2 separate regions of the Homo sapiens genome follow, and region 1 is linked to region 2. The links are chromatin loops, found by intact Hi-C in ENCODE. Cell type or tissue: A673. All regions are shown on one strand.

Region 1 (2,500 bases), 120 kb before region 2:
CTTTCCCATGCTCTTCTCGTGGTAGTGAATAAGTCTCATGAGATCTGATGGTTTTATAAGGGGGAGTTTCCCTACACAAGCACTCTCTTTGCCTGCTGTCATCCATGTGAGACGTGACTTGCTCCTCCTTGCCTTCTGCCATGACTGTGAGGCCTCCTCAGCCATGTGGAACTGTAAGTCCATTAAACCTCTTTCTCTTTATAAATTACCCAGTCTCGGGTATGTCTTTATTAGCAGCGTAAGAACAGACCAATACAGATGTTCTTGTCCCCTTTCAACATATCAGGAAAATGAAACTTGAGAAAGTGGAGGATTTGGGACAGAGAGAAGATCCTGACAGAACAGGATTCAAGTAATACTTAAACTCAGGCTTTGGGAGTCTCTCAGCCTTGCACTTCTTTACTTTCTACCATCGCTGTTATGTAGGCCTCCTCTTGTGGGATTTTTATGGTAACTATATGCTATATTCTCAAAGCTTAGAAACCTAACAGAAAGTAAAGCACTTCTTGACATTTCAACAACACTCCCTTGATTGAGTCTCATGGAATCCAACTAGAGTCACATGCCCACAACTGACCCAAGCCTCAAGCCTGGAGTCTTGGCGAGCAGACCACATTAATTGGCCAGGCCTGGATCACGTGCCCATGTGGGGGCCTCATAGTGGAGAGGAAGGAGTGTGGCCCATAACCAAACATCGTGCTATTAGGAGACCCTGAAATGGAGGGCTGGCAGGCAAAAGCCACAGACCAACTCAGGCCACATTCAATGTTAATTTGGTCACAGCCCAGCTCATATTGCCTGATTGTAATGATTTTCTCCTCCAGGCAGACACAGTCCCGGCCAGGGTGGGGAAATTGCAGGACATTGAGTTATCTCACTTGCCAGAGCACAGAAGGGGGTTTACAGCTGATTCCAATAAGAAGTCGAAAAAATTAAGTTTCACTGACTAACTTCTGCCCCCTTCTGACTCATCACCCTCTCTGGTTGACTTCTCAAACGTCCCACGACTTTACTTTTGAGTTCACTGTGGCCACTTAATGCATTTTAACTTTTATTAGTCTCCTGACATCTCTTTTAAGCTATCATCTTCTTTCCTGCAAAAGTGCTTGGATTCCACATTTTCTAATTAAAACATGCTCATTTATTGTCTTACTAACCAGTGCTCTTTATGAGGGCTCATGATGAGAAAGTTAACTCAAAACATCTCGATGCATTTCCTCTCTCTTGGAAATGGCTGGAGAAGCAGTTTTGCCTTATCAAGTTGAATGACTTCGAAGAACTTTTGGTTTTGCTTTTTAATAAAACCATGAATGGGAAACATTTAACTCCATGCTTCAAGCTCCTAATATTCTCAGCAATGCAGTATATTCTGTTTGTTGTGGTGTGTGTAGGTGAGACAGATTGCAGGGGTCAGATAGCTCCATAATGAGTATAGGTAATATCAGAATAGTTCTGTGTTTAATTAGATAAAAATTTTTGTCCTAACATGCAACACGTCCTAATGTTCATAATGGTGCCCATTGCTGTTTATACTCCAGTGAATTAATCTGATATTATTAGAGGTTGTAAGCTTCAGTGCAGCAGGGGGTAAGGGTGGCACACATGCATTTAAACCCACCGAGAATTTCAATATAATCGTGTGTGTGGTGGCACTGGGGTGGGCTGGGAACAAGGTAGAAGGCGCATATTCAGTATATGTCTGCGTATACTTTGTTTTTTCAGTTTCACTACTATTTGCTTTGTCTTTGGAAACATAAAAGCAGTGTTACAATGGGGACATCCTCATGTCCTGTCGATAATGTGCATCTTCAAATTCATAATACCATTCAGTTTGGGGAAAAGAGCGAAGTATAGCATTCTTCACAGAGCTTACCCCAAATAGCTAATTCAGGCAGAAAGGGAGAGACAGAGATAGAGATAGAGATGATAGAGATAGAGACAGAGATAGAGATAAAGAGAGAGAGATGGAGATAGAGATAAAGGGAGGCAGAGAGAGAGAGAGAAAGAAAGGGGAAAAAGGGACCTGGTGATGCAGATATGGAAAAAAATAGATGCCCTCTTCAGGGAGGTCGGCCCTTGATTCTGACCACTACATTAGAAAATATTAGAAGGAGTCAAGGTCAACATGAATTGGGTTGGCCAAAACAACTGAGCCCAGCTGGACGCGGTGCCTCACACCTGTAATCCCAGAACTTTGGGAGGCCGAGGCAGGTGGATCACTTGAGGTCAGGAGTTCAAGACCAGCCTGACGAACATGGTGAAACTTCGTGTCTATTAAAAATACTAAAATTAGCCAGGCGTGGTGGTGCACGCCTATAATCCCAGCTACTTGGGAGGCTGAGGCAGGAGAATTGCTTGAACCTGGGAGGCGAAGGTTGCAGTGAGCCAAGATCGCGCCACTGCACTCCAGCCTGGGTGACAGAGTGAGACTCCATCTAAAACAAACAAACAAACAAAACAAAACAAAACAAAACAAAAACAAAAAAAACCCTGAGCCCTG
Region 2 (2,500 bases):
TACTTTTGCTGCTGCTGCAAGAGGACATGTAATGAAAGAATCAAGAATTCCACCCTTGTAAGATAAATTCTCCCCAGCTGCTGATTTCAGGGAACCCTGTTTGTTTCCTCTGTAGCTTCCATCTGCTTGATTCTTGCCTGTGGAGCCTGGCATGATGAGCTGCTACAGTCTGGAAATGCAGATGCTGTTTCCTGTCCGGAAGCTCAGGGGCTGGTTCTTATAGTGGCCCGAGCAGTGGTGCCTGCAGCTGGGCCGATTGCATTTAGTTAAGTGACTCAGATACTGTAAGTAGGAACTGAGCAGGGAGTCCTGAAAAAGACAGGCAAGGCCACACTCAGGGAAGCCAGCCCCCACTGGAGCTGTCATTCCTCCCCCTTCCCTGAGCACTCAGCCCCTTTGAAGGAGAGCAAAGAAATTGTGCTGAGCTTTAATGAGGAATCAGCTGGGCGCACTTTGCCACAGGCCTGGCTGGAGGCAGAAAGAAATGAACAGGCCCCCAGGAGTGAGCGACCCACTGCAGCTAAGTCATTCCCACCATCTCTGGATGTGACCAGAGACCCTGTGGTCATGTGGCTTCAAGCAGCCCTAGCTCACATGTGCCACTTCCCTGCAATCCCACCAACTGCTGAGCGTGCCCTGCCATCTGAGGTAGAATCAACATCAGACATCGTCAGGAGGCCAGCAATGCTGCCAGTGCAGAGTGAGGGGAGTGGCAGGCTTCCCCGGGAAATGTCAGCATTTATTGCTTTTCCCATTCGTGTTGACCCTCAGCAAGAAAATGTTCCAAATAGCATGAAGTCATCCCCCCTTTTTGGGGGGTCCTGGACCCAGTAATAACATCTTCCCGAAGGGCAATGAGTCTGTCTTTAACCTTGCCCTCTCTGGCAGGTGTGTATCAATGTGGTTTCTAGAAGCATCTCTGGGCTGCCCGGTCCCTGCCTGTGGCCACCTTCCCTTCTGGGAAAGTAACAGCCCCCGCTCCACGGTCTAGGCTCTGCTGCTCTCCTCCCGCTCCTCTGGAAACCCACTAAGTTATCTTAATTACCATTCCTCCTCAGTCTCTGCCAAGAAGTGGGGAGATTTATAATTGGATCAGTCAAATATTTGCTATGGTTTATTTCTTTGCCTCTCGAGCTCTCGTAAAAGTTGCATTTTCATGCCACTTTGGGGTATGACTGATGACTCAAAGGCACAGCCTTCACATTGCATGCCAACGTGGGTTATTTTTCAGAGGCCAGGGAAAAGGAGAGAACTGGGCGGGGAGAGGTGGTGTTTACTTTGGGTTATTGTGCTATCATCCTCTGGGTGGCTGCAAGAGACACAAGCGGCTTTGGGAGGCAAACTTCCTCCCGCAGCCAGCCGGTGCACAGACACATCCTTCTATTGGGATTTGGTCATGTGCCTCCTAAACCCCTTCCAGAGCTTCTGCAGACCTAATGGGTAGGACCACTACAGAGTAACCTCTTTAGTCAACGAGGCACAGTTTGGTCTCCCAAAGCATCCCCATGTCCCGAATTGATCACAGTGAGGTCCTAGAACAGAGGAGCCAGATGTCCCCAATACTAAGCCTGAGTTATCAATTCCCAGTGTTGAGGGATGAAAAGGAAACTCTGGCCAGGGCCTGAGCTTTTGGAAAATGCTCTCCTTCTAGTGTCAGCCAGTCTGCCAAGCAAGCTGGCCAGGCTACAGCTTAGGAACCCTAGAGAGCAGAGGCTCCCCTACACCAGATGGCCTCCTTGCAAGCCAGCTTCTCACTGGCCCCCAGTCTCCCTATCCTGGAAGGCAGTCTCCATGGCTGGCTCAGTTTATCCTCCCTGCATTTCTAGCCTCTAGCCCTTGCCCAAGTTATAGCAGCAGTGAATGATGCTGTGTGATGCTGCTTGACACGTGTTAATCTATGCATAGTGACCCTATGTGCACTCTAGAGCACTTTGAGATAGAAAGGAGGAACAAGAGGTATAAACTGGGACACTCCTGGGTAATTGTGATAAACAAACACCCTACACATAATAGAGTGGAATTTGACCAACAGAAGATGCTACCATCTTTTCCTGGGTGATCCTGTCCTGTTGTCCTATAAGAAATTATCTTGACCGGGCACGGTGGCTCACGCCTATAGTTCCAGCACTTCAGGAGGCCAAGGCGGGCGGATCACGAGGTCAGGAGTTCGAGACCAGTCTGGCCAACATAGTGAAATCCCATCTCTGCTAAAGATACAAAAAATTACCCGGGTGTGGTAGCAGGTGCCTGTAATCCCAGCTACTCGGGAGGCTGAGGCTGGAGAATTGCTTGAACCCGAGAGGTGGAGGTTTCAGTGAGCCAAGATCAAGCCATTGCATTCCAGCCTGGGTGACAGAGCGAGACTCCATCTCAAAAAAAAAAAAAAGAAAGAAAGAAATGATCTTGAGGACCATTTGGCCTGACCTGGGAAGGAAGAAGGGCAGTAGTTCTGAAGTCCTTACTCTTCACCACCCTACCCTGCAGATGAAACCCCTGTCTT

What was found. Hi-C counts contacts between places; a loop is a spot of excess contacts. Peaks named below come from ENCODE experiments on the same cell type or tissue, not always from the same donor. Only the 100,000 strongest peaks of a DNase experiment are listed, where the experiment ranks them.
Region 1: a loop joins it to region 2, with 2.2 times the contacts of the local background. A loop is called at or near these places in 1 of 110 quality-filtered maps.

The regions. Positions count from the first base shown.
Region 1 is chr5:167,969,263-167,971,762 of GRCh38, forward strand. The region is part of intron 6 of TENM2 (teneurin transmembrane protein 2); the gene reads left to right. Among named protein-coding and RNA genes, the nearest start is that of TENM2-AS3, 17 kb to the left of the region's middle. In A673, a CTCF peak has its summit at 981 (motif pointing left); a DNase peak (open chromatin) is centred at 969; H3K27ac peaks cover 845 bases.
Region 2 is chr5:168,085,237-168,087,736 of GRCh38, forward strand. The region is part of intron 9 of TENM2 (teneurin transmembrane protein 2); the gene reads left to right. Among named protein-coding and RNA genes, the nearest start is that of MIR12125, 79 kb to the right of the region's middle. In A673, a CTCF peak has its summit at 1,319; DNase peaks (open chromatin) are centred at 265 and 1,215; H3K27ac peaks cover 2,490 bases.